Linked DNA regions of Homo sapiens: region 1 is linked to region 2. The links are chromatin contacts, found by Hi-C or POLR2A ChIA-PET in ENCODE. All regions are on one chromosome and are shown on one strand. The core of a region is the stretch at or near the end of the contact, and the rest is flanking DNA. Distances in the headings are between cores, read along the strand shown. Region 1 overlaps CHST15 (carbohydrate sulfotransferase 15). Region 2 has its middle 130 kb from the start of CHST15.

Region 1 (6,305 bases), core at 2,381-4,880, 150 kb before region 2:
CAGACAGCTGAGCTTCCAGCGTTGTTTTGTGTCCTCAGTGCTATGTAAACATGATAATAAAAAAAACTTGTTCAAAAAATAATAAGTGGATCTTGGCTGAGGCACAGTCATCTCCCACAAAGCAAACGATCTATGGTATGAGAAATTAGTAACCTCTCTGAATTAATCACAGAAGAGTGGAATCTTTCTCATAAGATCTGGAAAGAATTCAGGCCTCATTATGAAGGCCAGGACTTTCTTGCAGATAGCAGATTTCCTCCTGGGCTAAAACGAAATCTCAAAAAAAAAAATAGACTTACGAAAAGTCATTGTAGCTGACTGGTTCAAGCTGACTGGTACAATCAAGACCTGCTCTGGTTTCTGTTTCGGAAAAGTAAATATTTGATCAAAGCACACAGTTTTCAGACCTGAAGTCATTTCAGATTAAGTAAGAATTTCGCTTGATGCAGTCAAAGTGCCTGTGTGATGGCCTCCCCATCCCCAAGGCCTTCCCCATCCTTGCAAAGGTACAGCAGTGGCCACGGAGCAGAACGCAAGCCCCTGACTGGGAGTCCATGGGGATTCAGGGTGCGCAGCGTAGGCACAGCCCTGGCGCTGTGGGGCTTGCGGCCCGGGAGACACCACGAGATCATGAAACAACCATACCCACTCTGTGACTTTGGGCAGGTCCCCCAAGCCCTGAGCCCCTCTTCGTTGCTGGGCTGTACCTGGGAACATTCAATCCCCCTTGCAGCACTGCATCCCCCCAACCCCACCCCCGAGCCCCCACTCCTGCTGGCGGCCTTTATCTCGCTGTCTCTGTGTGTCCATCTCTGCCTCTCCCAGCCTCCTTAGCCAGATCCCATTTTCCCCAACACCACTGGCCCTGCTAGATGCATTCGCTCTTGCTCACCCTTCAGATCTCAGGCAAGGACCCCTTCCCTGAAACCCCAGACCACACTGGCCCTGCCCTGATCCTCCAACCCTTCCCACTTCCGTTTTTTGTGTGTGCTTGTCTGACTAGCATCCGCCTTAACCAGCTGACAGTCCTATCAGCTCTGTGAAGGCAAAAGAGTCTCTTCTTTTGTTCGCTTTTACAAAAAAAAGTCCTGAAGAAAATTCTAAAGGTAGGCAGGCAACACACATAAAAACATAGCCCAGTCATAAAGACAGAATGCCCAATACATGTTGGGGGCGGGGGTTAAATTTAAAATTTGGGCTGAGCGCGGTGGCTCTTGCCTGTAATTCCAACATGTTGGGAGGCCGAGGTGGGAGGATGGCTTGAGCCCAGGAGTTCAAGACCAGCCTGGGCAACAAGGCAAAACCCCATCTCTACAAAAAATTTAAAAATTAGCCAGGCATAGTGGTGGTGCCTACAGTCCCAGCTACTTGGGAGGCTGAGGTCGGGGGATCTCTTGAACCAGGAGATCCAGGCTGCAGTGAGCCATGATCATGCCACTTACACTGCAGCCTGGGTGACAGAGCAAGACCGTATCTCAAAAAGAAGAAAAAAAGTAAATAAGTAATAAAACTTGGTAGGTTTTACAATTCTGCCTCTAGGCTTAGTCTCTATGTCACTGAAAACCTGTTTCTCCATGACTTTCAGGCAAATTGTTGTCACCCAACCCTGCTGTGGGACTGCTGGGGGTTGGCCCCAGGCTTCACTGGCCCTGGGGTTCCCGACACCCACAGAGAGCTACTCCCTGCCCCTCCCCCGCCAGTCCTGCTGGGAGCAGACACAAGGGTGATTCTGCGGGCCCCATTACGGCAGCTCATTCCCACCAACCTCAAGAGCCCCTTCCTGCCTCTTCCAAATTAGCTTTCACCCTTAACAAAACATGCCAAAATGATATGTCTCAGTAAATTATATGATTCTTACCTGTGGCCAGAAGTCTTGTTTTTTCCGTTTTGTTTTGTTTTGACCCATTCTCAGTTTCGTATAACCCTTTCAGGCAAATTTCTGCACCCAGAAGATATAATTTTTCAGCACATGCCGCAAAATCCCAGGTACTGAGCTCAGGACAAAAAAGAAGGGGGAAAAAAATCCCTCCTCCCTTTTGGATCATTTGCATTCCTTTCCCGTAAAGGAAACTTGGAAACGTTTCAAAAGCATCGAGTATTCGGAATCAACTAAAAACCCGAATTCTTCTGTCTTTTTGTCTTTTTTTTCTTATTTGGTCCCCTCAGTCACTTTTTCCCCTCTTCTACCCTTCAGAAAAGGCAAAATACCAGTTACCTATCTAATAAAATGAGTGCCTCCATTTAATCAATTTGAGAGATTCACTGGGTTTTATGGGAGGACTAGATTTGGGGGTTTAAAACATTATTCCTCAAGTTACAGAGTGTTGGGCTAGGAGAGCTTTGAGCGTCGACCAGCTAGGGGAAGGGGGAGGAGGCTGAAATGGAAAGAAAGAGACGGATGTTTCTCAAACTTCTTTAGCTAACACACTGCGAGTCTGGGACTCGAACCCAGGGCTGTCTCTCTCCACCACCGCCAAGACGTGTTCTGTCACTGCTTCTGCATCTATTTCTGGGACTGACCCACACCTCCTCTTATGTAACTGGCTGGGGGAAAGAAAAAAAAAAACGAGTTTACACGGTCACAAAGCAATTTGCAATTATCTTCTTTCTAAATATTCATAAGCTGGGATTATTTTCCCCTTTGGATGACAACACAGTCGATGACATCGCTGGAAAGTCTTTGGTTGACTTAGTTTTTCTGAGGTTTTCACACCCAAAACCTTGAGCAAAAATGAAGGATGATGAACAAATCCCAAAGGTGCTTTTCCTTAGAAATGGCCAAAAGCGTTCACCTTACAATTTAAGCAAGAGGTGGAGACCTTTCATCTTAGGATGGGGGCACCCCACCTGGGCTGCCATGCACCTCCCTCCTGGGGAGGTGGGCTCCAGCCCAGCCACAGCTCATTTCCTGGGCTGCGTCTCCCTGTTCCCCTGAGCAACCAAGCCCAACCCAGCCACAGCTTTCTGAGATGAAGCCAGCACTTTTGGTGACAGCACATGCCTTGGGCTTAGCCTCCTCCTTTTGTCCCATTCTTCCTATCCCCACTAGGACCTGAGCCACCCGCAAGGCGCTCTGCAGCTGGGGCAGAGGGGCCATTTGCACATTCCAGAGTAACTGGCTGCACTTAGCACTGTGCCGGGCATGCAGCCCCATCTGAGTGACAAGACAGTCGCACCCCAGACTCCACATCCTGCACTTAGTGCTGGGAACACCAGGACTTCTGCAAGTGGCAGACTTCCAAACTCCCTTAAAAATCTCTTTGGGGATCACAAAGAAGAGATTAGGAACATTTTTCAGAGCATGAAGCCCAGATATTTATCGTCCATGGATATTTTCTGGCCAGTGATCACATTCACATCATTCGTGGAAATCTCTGGCATCTACTGCACTTATTCAGACCAATTTGCTCAGTAATCAGTGCAGGTGCACTTCTGTCCTGCTTCCTAAGATATGCAATCCAGTTGGGCATGGAAGCCGCTAGAACAGAAGCTCAGATCCAAACTGAGGCACTTGAGAGATCACACTGTCGGAACCTCTCATCTCCCAGATAAGGACCAGGAGCAGGCCATCTGCCCCAAACCAAGGCTGACTTTCAAGCCTGATAAACAGGGAAGTTGGAGACTTCTTCTGCATGTTGGGCAATTAAGCTTATAAGTGGAAGTCTGCGCCCTCAACTACTTTCAGAAACAGATTTAGAAACAGATGGTTTTTGTGTTTTTGGTTTTTTTGAGACGGAGTGTTGCTCTGTCACCCAGCCTGGAGTGTAGTGGCATGATCTCAGCTCACTGCAACCTCCGCCTCCTGGGTTCAAGCGATTCTCCTGCCTCAGCCTCCCAAATAGCTGGGATTACAGGCGACCACCACCATGCCCCGCTAATTTTTGTATTTTTAGTAGAGACGGGGTTTCACCATGTTGGCCAGGCTGGTCTCGAACACCTGATCTCGTGATCCGCTGGCCTCGGCCTCCCAGAGTGCTGGGATTACAGGCGGGAGCCACTGCGCCTGGCCTAGAAACAGAAGTGAGTATCATTTCCCCCAAGGAGAGTTGGGTTTTCAAGTTTCATTAAAGGTTGTGTCTGCGGGTGCAAAGTGAAAATGATACATTGAGGCAATTATCCAGATACGTAATGTCAAACTACCAGAAACTTTGCCTTAATTAGTGAAATAACTGAAGCAAAAAATGAGTATATGCCTAATTCCCGGAATAGCTGGCTCGAGCTCTCACCTGCTCGGGGGGTCAGAGGCAGAGCCAAGGGGATGGTGAAGTCAGTCCCCACGCTGCAGTGGTTTACATGCTGACCACTCGGGAGCAGAGTGGCAGTTACCAGGACATGGGTTATCTAGACAGCTGGAGTTCTCATCCTGGCTCCACGGCCTGACACTTAGCCCACCTCAGTTCCTTATCTGAAAAATGGGGATGATGTGACAATATGTAGTCTAATGGAGCCACAGGGAAGACTGAGATAATCCATGGGAAGCACCAAGCAAGGACAGGGCACCTGGGAAGTTCAGGAATCGTTGGCAGTGCTCCTCATCATGGTAACCATCACTGTCACTGTTATTCCTGTTTCCACCTGCTCTTTGGCTTTTTAGCTGATGGGCCGGGTACATGTCCAGTCTGGTCTGTGTCACACACTTCCACATTTTATTCCAGCGTCTCCTAGAGGGCTGGCTTGCTGAAATGCATCCGAAATGAATTACTTTGCTGTCTGTTGCAATAACTAGTCCTTCATATTCAAATCCAGAAAAAGATCAAAACACATATATTTTAATGTCTTCTAAGTCCGTTGTGAAAAGCATCACTATGCTCTTATTAAAAATTCTGCTTTCATCACCTGCCTTAATATCCCTGTTCTTGAATTAAAAAAAGAAGTCAGAAAGACAGAGGAAAATAGTGATTTTTAAAGTAAGACCTTATCTTGTGAATAACTGTAAAATGTTCTATTTTAATAAGAAACACAAATTTTCAAACAATAAAAAGGGGATCATTTTTACTTTAGAATGTTCCACCTTATGGTATTTTGGGCCCTAAGTATACAAAGAAAGCATACAAGGAGATAATCGAAGCTAGAAAGTATCAGAACATGCTTTAGCATGTCTCTGTCTGGGCTAAGCTGGGGTCAGATGTGAATCAGACAGGACTAGGCAGGATGAGAATGGCCTCTCAGGTGAAAAGGACAGTCCCTTGTCTCTGCACAGACATCCATCGGCTTAGCATCCCTCCCCAGAGGCCTCTCCCAAGGAGGCAGGTCTGTGCTGCTAGGCAAAGTTGCAAACTCCCACAGATCAACATCCCGTTTGAGTTCCTACATCCTGTAGTCCTCCTGAATATAGAGAGGATGGGTTCAACTGACTTCTGCAGGCTCAGCTCTAGTACAAATCAGTGCCATACAGATAATAAATATAGCCAGGAAATTCAAGAGTCTTGCAAAGTTCAAGTTAGTCCCTGTTGTTTGGGGGACCCCCCCCCCAACTATTGGTGATATGGCACAGATGGAAATGGGGCAGAGGCACCATGAACAGAGTAACATTGCAAGAATCATCGGGGCCAGGCTCGGGGAATTTGGGACGGGGAGTCCAGGGTCTCTGGCAAGTCTCTGAGTCATCAAGATGAGTGAGCCTCAAAGGCAACACAGGGGAGAACCATGAACAAGCAGTGACACGTGCAGGGCCCGTGGCCTGGGGAAGGCTGAACAGGGATGGACAGTTTACGGTTTCACAGTTTTAAAAATTTGAGTCACTGACTTTAAACAGGTGAGGCAGAGCAGGGGACCCAGAAAACAGGAACAGTGCTCCTCCATGAGCCCCTGCCATAGGACACCTGGGCAGAGGCCAGCCTGAGCCTGGACCTTCCCAGTCAGCCAGCTCATCCCTCGAGGAAGGACGCAGATTTTTCTCTCATTGCCTGCCTTTAACAGTTCTGCGCTCCAGGCCTGACCAAACCAGATTTATCCATTAGGTTCCATGACATGTGGAATATACTGAGGGCAAAGAAGTCACCCCAAGATGGGAGTTCCCCTGAATCTAAGGTGTCACTGTGCCTCCCTTTAGCTGTAGGACTTTGGACAAGTGGTCCCGCCCATTTCCTGGGGACATGCAGAAAATGGTGATGTCCCCCCCAGCACGTTGTCAGGAACAAATGATATAGCCTGGCTGTGTGAGTGCTTTGTAGAGAGCACACAAAGGACAGGATTTTTCTTTGCAATGGAAAGTAGTTGCTGTGTTGTCCAAGAAACAGTTTCTGGAAAAAAAAGAAAAATCTGCACTTACAGATCTAGAGTAAAAACACAATGTAGGTCTGAGG
Region 2 (6,964 bases), core at 3,654-6,153:
TCGAACAATCCATGTATATAACTGACAGCTATAATTAAAGCTATTGATAATATTAATCTTAATAATAGCTAACCTATCTCATTTAACCTGACAACAACCCTATGAGGTCATTGCTTCTCACCAGGGGAAACTGAGGCACAGAGTGGGTAAGTAACTTTCCCAAGATCTCACAGCCAGTGAATAAGCCGAGTTTCAAACCCAGGCTGCCTGGCCCCGAGGCCCCCATGCTAACCACTGCCAGTGTGGGCAGGAGCAGATCTCAATAGCTTATGGTGCACGGCTCCCTTTGAATGTCCCAGATGAAACCACCTGCCCCGCCACCCCTCCCCAGGATGCCCAGGGTTCTATCTGTCCCCCTACACTCCTGCCAGCGAGGCACAGAGGCAGGAAGGGTGCAGAGGCTGCTGGACCATCTTTGGTCCCTTGCTGGGCTCTTTTCCTGAGGCTGACAGGCGGCCTTCTCATTTTGTTTGCCCTTCCCTTATTCATCCTGAGCAAGCCTGTTTGCCAGACTGACTTCTCCAAAGTTGGGACCACAACAAGAACAGACAACACATTGATGCAAAGTCTACAGAGGTTTTATTTCACTCCAAAACAGAAAAACCAGAGTCCCCTTCCCTCTCTCTTGTTCTTTCTCTCCTCTTCCCTCCCCCTTCCATTGCATCTTTAATATGCTATCCCATTGCATCTTTAAAAAGCTACTTCTGCAGGGCCACCCATTTATGCGACCTGGAGCTGGGAGGGCACTGGCCACCATCTGATCCAAGTTCCTCTTGGCGGCCATGAGCCACGTGACCTCAGACGAGTCGCCTCCTGCCTCACTTTCCTCAACAAGAAACTTCTTTCCATGAAACAGAAAACAAATAGATCGAAAAGCCAGCAGGGAAGGGTCCGAGGGAAGCCAAAGGGGAAGTGCAGCCAGGAAAACACAGCCAACTCCCCACCCGCAGCAAGTTGCTGGATTCAGAGTGTCAGCCAGGGTCCCTTTCCAATCTCACAGTTGAAGAGCGAGCAGTCCAGGAACCAGTCAGGCACTGCCCTCTGTCACCACTGACTGTGGACCTCTCATTGGGGAGCAAGTGGTGCCGCGCTCATCAGCACAGACTCGCAGCCATGCTGCCCACGTTCAGACACTTAGCACTTCCTCTCGTAGCTGAGATGCCTCGGCCCATGGTGCTGCCTCTCTGCCTCAGTTGCCCCTTCTGTGAAATGAGAATCCAAACAGTACCTGTCCCTGCAGGTTGGGAGGACCCATGGAGAGGACACATGTAAATGCATTTGAACGCTGATATGCACACAAACGTTCCCAACAGATGGTTAGTATTTGTGTTGGTTTTAGTGGAGGATCTTTGAGATATAGGCACTGCTTACAATCTTATCAGGGGAAGGAAACAGGAACACTCTCAATGCTAACAAGAGGAAGAAGGGAGAAATCGCCATGCCCACTTTGTAAAGATGGAAGCTGGGACTCAGAGAGGTTGAGTTGCCCAAGGTCACACAGCTAACAACACAACTGCGACTCAGACCACGTCTTCTGACTTGGGTACCCTGTTCACACTCACTTGGACAGAGCTGAGCACCAGGGCCCAGGGCTTCTGGCTGCCTCTGAGAGAACCACCCAGGTCCTAAGGACTCAGCCCAAAGCTCAAGGAAAGATGACAGGTTTTCCAGGAACCTCACAGTGGAGTTCTCTGCCCCACACTGGTCCCTTCTAGAGCTCCTAGGTTGGTCTTAGTGAAGGTGGCTCAAGGTGGCTTCAATGGTCTCATCACTCTCAGAGGACAGTCAAGGAGGTAATGATGTGAGATTGGCCCCTGAGAGGGGAAAGCTCTGAGTTCCTACTCTAGAAGCCCTAGCCTCCTCCCCTCCCTGGTATGTTTTGGCAACTTGGGAAACAGATGTGGGTTATGCAACCTCTGCCATCCCCACAGCCTGTTCTCTATAACATAACAGGTGCCCTTTGTGGTAGAGGAACACTTCTGACACAAGGTTCCAACTCTGCTGCCTGAGGATATGGAATGAGACAGCTGACCTGCATCAGGTCAGGGCTGATCCAGGGGAAGCAGACTGGAGCCGTGAGGAGTGACAGCCTTCAACAGTGGCATGTCCTACCCCAGCTGTGTTTCTGCCACCCTCCTCTATCCATGAGAAAGCACCATCATTTATGCCTGTCTGCAGCCAGGGCAATTTTTCAAGCTTTACTCTTTTTGTTTTATTACAATAGAATTTTCTTGGATTTCCAAATATAAGATCATGTTTCAGTGTTAACTGACTGGTTCATGGAACACCTGTCCCAGCTCCCTGACTCCCAGGTCCCAACACACATTTGAGCTGCACATCGCCACCCAGAGGCTAACTCGCTGCCATGAGCAGGTGGCCCAGAATGTGATGCGGCCCCCACAGACCTGTGCAATGCTGCATGGAATGCCGGAGGGCCAGGGGCAGGCTCAGCCTTGCTGAGGAGCCCACACTGTTTCTAATACATGTCTCAGCCAGAACCAGCGCCCAGCATGCCACAGAAGGCGCCTTTCTGAACTCGTAAAAAACAGTCTGACATGCGCTGGCTGAAGGCGCCAAAAGAAATGGGTGCCAGCCCATTTCCGAGGATTTGGCTTCCAATATGCATCCGAGACACAGACACAGCATGTGGAGTGGTGTCTGAGCACCACGCCAGGCCCACAGGGAGCCAGGAAGCGCCCACCCCACAGGGCTGCCTACCTGCCACCCACCACTGCAGCGGGCTTGCAGACTGCATGGTCAGCCTGCTTCTCCCCGCATTCTGACCCCTCTCAGCTTCCTTGACTCAAGGATTCTTCCTCTGGGGGCCAATCTCACATCTCTACCTCCTTGACTGACCTCTGAGAGCAATGAGACCATCCAAGCCACGTTGAGCCTCCTTTCCCAGGACCAACGTTCAGAATCGAACGGTAAGGAGCTAGCAGTGTCCACTGCGATCGGGGGCAATGCGCTATGCCAGCGTGAGCTCTGCTGTCCTCACAACAGTCACAATCACCAGTTGTGATTGCACCTGTTTTCAGAAATGCCAACTGAAGCTTAGTGAGATTTCAGAAGTCTGTCCCGAATGCCCCCCGCACCAGCCCCAGCACGCCGTCTTGAACATGGGGAGCATGCAATAGACATCTGAGGAAGGAATGTCAAGTGGACCCCTGGTGTGTCTACCCCGAGCAGAAGCAGCTGCAAGAAGAGGAGAAGGGGGTCTTCCCAGACATGCAGGGACATCAGAACAACATGTGAGCCAGGCAGGTGCCACAGCCCTGAGAGCATAGAGCTGGGGGATATTCAGGAGGAGGTGTTTGGTTGCAAATGAAAAAAACCCAAATCAGTTACCTCGGCCAAAAAGGGGGGCCCTTCATAAGCTACTATAAAGGGCGGCCTAGGGAGTGCATCCCAGGCACTGCTGGATCCAGGGTCTGAAGTGACTGATGCCCGGAGCCACCCTTCTGTCTGTTGATGCCTCATTCTCTGCTCCTTGACCCTCCTACGGGGACAGGCTCTGTTCCTGTACCAGGAACTTGCTGGCCTGTGGGCCCTTAGTCTCATCTTCCATCCCACGTACCTAGTCACAACACACCGCCCCATTGGTGCCGGCTAGTATGCCCTGAACCAGAACAGGGGGAGGAGGGCAGTCTTTGACCAGGATGGTGCCATGCGATGATCCTGTGGCCAAGTGGGCACTTTGACCTTTGCTCCCTCCTCCTGCATCCTTCCAGTCAGTGGCCACCCAATTTCTGCCCAGGGACCCTTCTGTCCTCCTCCCTGTCCCCCTCTGGGACGCCTGCTCCTTCTCTCTGCCCCTCCTCCACTCTTTCTCCCCCGCCATCTCCCTGCCTTACAGAAATTGCTATTTCCTTATGCATCAACTCAAACAACACCAATTATGACTTCACCCAGGAAAACAGTACTGGATGGAACCCGTGGCCGCTCGTGATGGTAGAAGCTGCGATTAGTAGTTTGATATGGACGAAAAGTGATTTAAGAAGCAAATCTCTGCTGTAAGATTCTAAATGCAAAAAAAAAAAAAATTGATCCCTATGAAAATAATTTCAGCAAAATGGAAATGGAAACATCAGGAATGGCTTAACTGCGCTGTATAGAAAATTGATAGAGGGATTACATCAGCTTAATGGGGTCCCCGCTGGAATTCTGATACTTTCTAGATGAAAACTCATCACTGTTGGGTAATTCTGGTTAAAATGCTGACATTCAAAATGACTTTGGGGTCAAAATATCCACAGAAGCAAAAGAGTTAGGTCAAATGTCCCAATCTCTGACCAAGGAGTTAAGGTTTTATACTTAGTAGCCCCAACAGAAGTAGGGGATGAGATGAAGCAGTGTCCCTAAAGACAAAGTGGAGGAGGTGGGAATAATTCCAGAAAAACAGTGGAGAGAAGGAGCTGGATTACAGACACAAATGCTGAGCTTCCCGCCTGACTCCCTGCTGAGGCATGGGTGCCTCTCGGTCCCTGCAGGCTCGATCCCTGCAGATCTCTGCAGATCGTATCCATGATGGGGAAGGCCCCCTTCCGCCCTCTGCCAGCCCTGCACCCAGCTTCTGCAGCCCAGGGGCTCCCACCTACCACGTGGTGGCCTGAAGCCCCCACCAAAGTCCCAGCAGCCTCATGCCAAACTGACTTCTGTGAGTCCCAAACACAAACAGAAAGCAAAAGTGCTTAGCAAGTGCTATTTTTTCTAAATGACATTTATTGTTTTTGTTTTTCTAACCACAATATAGTGTAGTCTGAGGCAGAAGCTTTGGAAGAGGCAGAAAAGAGAAGGAAAAGTATCCACTCCAGCCCCCTGCTCATGGAGGAGCGCCGCTGACCACGTGGAGCCTGGCACCTGCGCATCTGGAAGGAAGGGCAGGCCCCGGAACCTGCGGTCATAATCGTGCCTGTGGGAGAGCCCAGCCAAGGAGAGGGCTCCCTTCCAGCTCCTTGCCAGGACACACAGCCCTAAGTGTGTCCTGGGCTGCTCAGAGCTGCCATTCCCACCTGTGACGTAGGGGCCACATGCTGGCTTCAGGAGGGCGGTGAAGACCTGGGGCTGCGGAGACGAATGGAGCCCCCCACAGTGGTTCTCCAGCATAACCTTCTGAGCTTCATTCTCCCCATGGGGAAAATCAGAGTAACCATCCCACAGGGCTGCTGGGAGGTGAAATGAGCGATTTCCAGGCCTGTGTTTGTGTCCTCCTGGCAAGCACCCTATCAGGCCAGGATGCTTGTCATTTCCACTTTACAGATAAAGGAAATGAGGCCGGGGGCATAAGTTATCCCTGACCAAGACCTCACGGCTAGGAAGTAATAGGACTGGGACTCACACCTCAGCTTGTGAGAGCCTGGAGCTCTCTTAACCATGTGGCTACCCAGTGGGAGGGAGAGGAGGAGGCTTCCCTCACTGAGGAGAGAGGAACCACATGGCCCTATCACCAACCAAGTCACTCTCTGGGGACCATGGCATTCCCTCTCGAGGAGCCCCCAAAGTCAGCAGCGCTTCATTCATCCTTCCATACATTCTAACTTCCAAGTCTCCAGAAAGAACGAGATGAGTCATTTCTGACCAGGGAAACCTAACAGTTAAAAAGGGGCCTGTTTCTCTTCCAGTTTCCAGGTGCGAGGGTCAGAGGATGTGGTCAGAAAGGACTTTTTTAAAAAGTATTCTACGTGTCACTGGTTACCGCACACTGCCAGGGCTGCACGTTGAGTCGGATGTCCACACCTACATGGTCCCCTAGGACTCCTCCCAAAACACAAGGGGCCCCTGGGCCCCTGGCCAGAGCCCCCCGTCGCCCAGCCCCTCACTCCCCAGGCTGCACAAACATTTGTCTTTCCAAATCAGGAAGCTGCCCTCCGCCGCCTTTCAGAAGCAAAGTAAAAACAGCTGCTATTTTTGAAAGGGTATTTTTGTAAAACAATCTCTGGTTTCCTTCAGGAATTTCAACCCCAGAGCCCCCTTGGTGATGTGGTTTCTGTAGGAGTGAACATACATCCGACCGCGCAGGCAGGGGGACTGCCGCTCGCTGTCCCCTCCACCTCTCCGCCGAGGCATGCCCGGTGTCCAGCAACCCTCACAGCCCCAGTCATCCACTCAAGTCCATTTTCACCAGCATCTCTTAGCCCCTGCTTTCTGTCAGAAGATGCAGGGACTCCAAGATACAGAGAAGTGGGTCTCTGCCCCTCAGGGGCTCACAGCCCAGGACAGACACACAGATCAGCATCTGCGATGCACCGCGGTCTCTTGTATATTTCATGCAGCCTCTCACGCCTTGTCTGTCGGGGTCCCTGCACACTGGGCACCACAACCAAGCCTTGAGGAGGAGTTGGCCCAGTTCCAGCAGCCCTCAGGCTGCTCACAGTCCAGTGGGGAGGCCTGAGCGTAGGGCCAGGTGGCCCAGGGAAGGGGGGGATTCACAGATTCACCCTGTGTAGGGCCCAAAGGGAAGCCTCATGGGGTCAGGGTATTTGCATGAATGGACGCAGCTGAGTTCACCAGGCGTCCAGGCAAGGAAACAGCAGGACAGAAAACATCAAGAGCTCTGGGCAGTTTAGCTTGTCTGGGAGTGGGGGCAGTGGGCCCAAGGCGTGTTGGTGGGAATTACCGAGGACGCCATTTGAAAAGGGTAAGTATTGCCCTCCCTCCCACTGCTGGAGGCGCTTGGAGGCTTCCACCTTGAGCTCCGTAGTCAGGAGACCTCAGCATCTTGTGAGGCATGAGCTGTAACAGGGAGTGTGTTCAGGGCGCCGCCCCCCAAGCCCCAGGCAGCCAGGATTTGCCCATTTTCAGAGCTTCATCATAGCAACTCCTAAACATACTGAGTGCTTAATTTATGCAAAGCACTGTTCCAAGCTCATAAGTCACAGAGCTGGGATTCAAGCCCAGGGAGCCCATTACCTGAGCCTGTATCAATAACCCAGGCAGGCCTTGCAGGGGGTTCAGGGAGCTCCTG

The links. A loop is a pair of places that touch in the nucleus more often than their neighbours do. ChIA-PET counts read pairs that join two places held with the same protein, here RNA polymerase II (POLR2A). Pooled maps may share reads with other maps.
Region 1: a loop to region 2 is called in a map with no recorded cell type, with 7 times the contacts of the local background. The contact joins two enhancer-like sites. A Hi-C loop is called at or near these places in 5 of 37 single-sample maps with no recorded cell type and 4 of 50 pooled maps. POLR2A ChIA-PET finds 5 or more read pairs at or near these places in 1 of 52 experiments (activated CD4-positive, alpha-beta T cell).

Annotation. Positions count from the first base shown.
Region 1 is chr10:124,063,906-124,070,210 of GRCh38, forward strand. All of the region lies in intron 1 of CHST15 (carbohydrate sulfotransferase 15), which reads right to left. Among named protein-coding and RNA genes, the nearest start is that of CHST15, 27 kb to the right of the region's middle. Within about 2 kb of position 3,631, at least 2 of the 41 ENCODE cell types and tissues checked have a DNase peak (open chromatin) inside an H3K27ac peak, as active enhancers do.
Region 2 is chr10:124,216,153-124,223,116 of GRCh38, forward strand. No RefSeq gene overlaps it. Among named protein-coding and RNA genes, the nearest start is that of CHST15, 130 kb to the left of the region's middle. RefSeq lists enhancers at 5,331-5,430, 5,441-5,620. Within about 2 kb of position 4,904, at least 6 of the 41 ENCODE cell types and tissues checked have a DNase peak (open chromatin) inside an H3K27ac peak, as active enhancers do.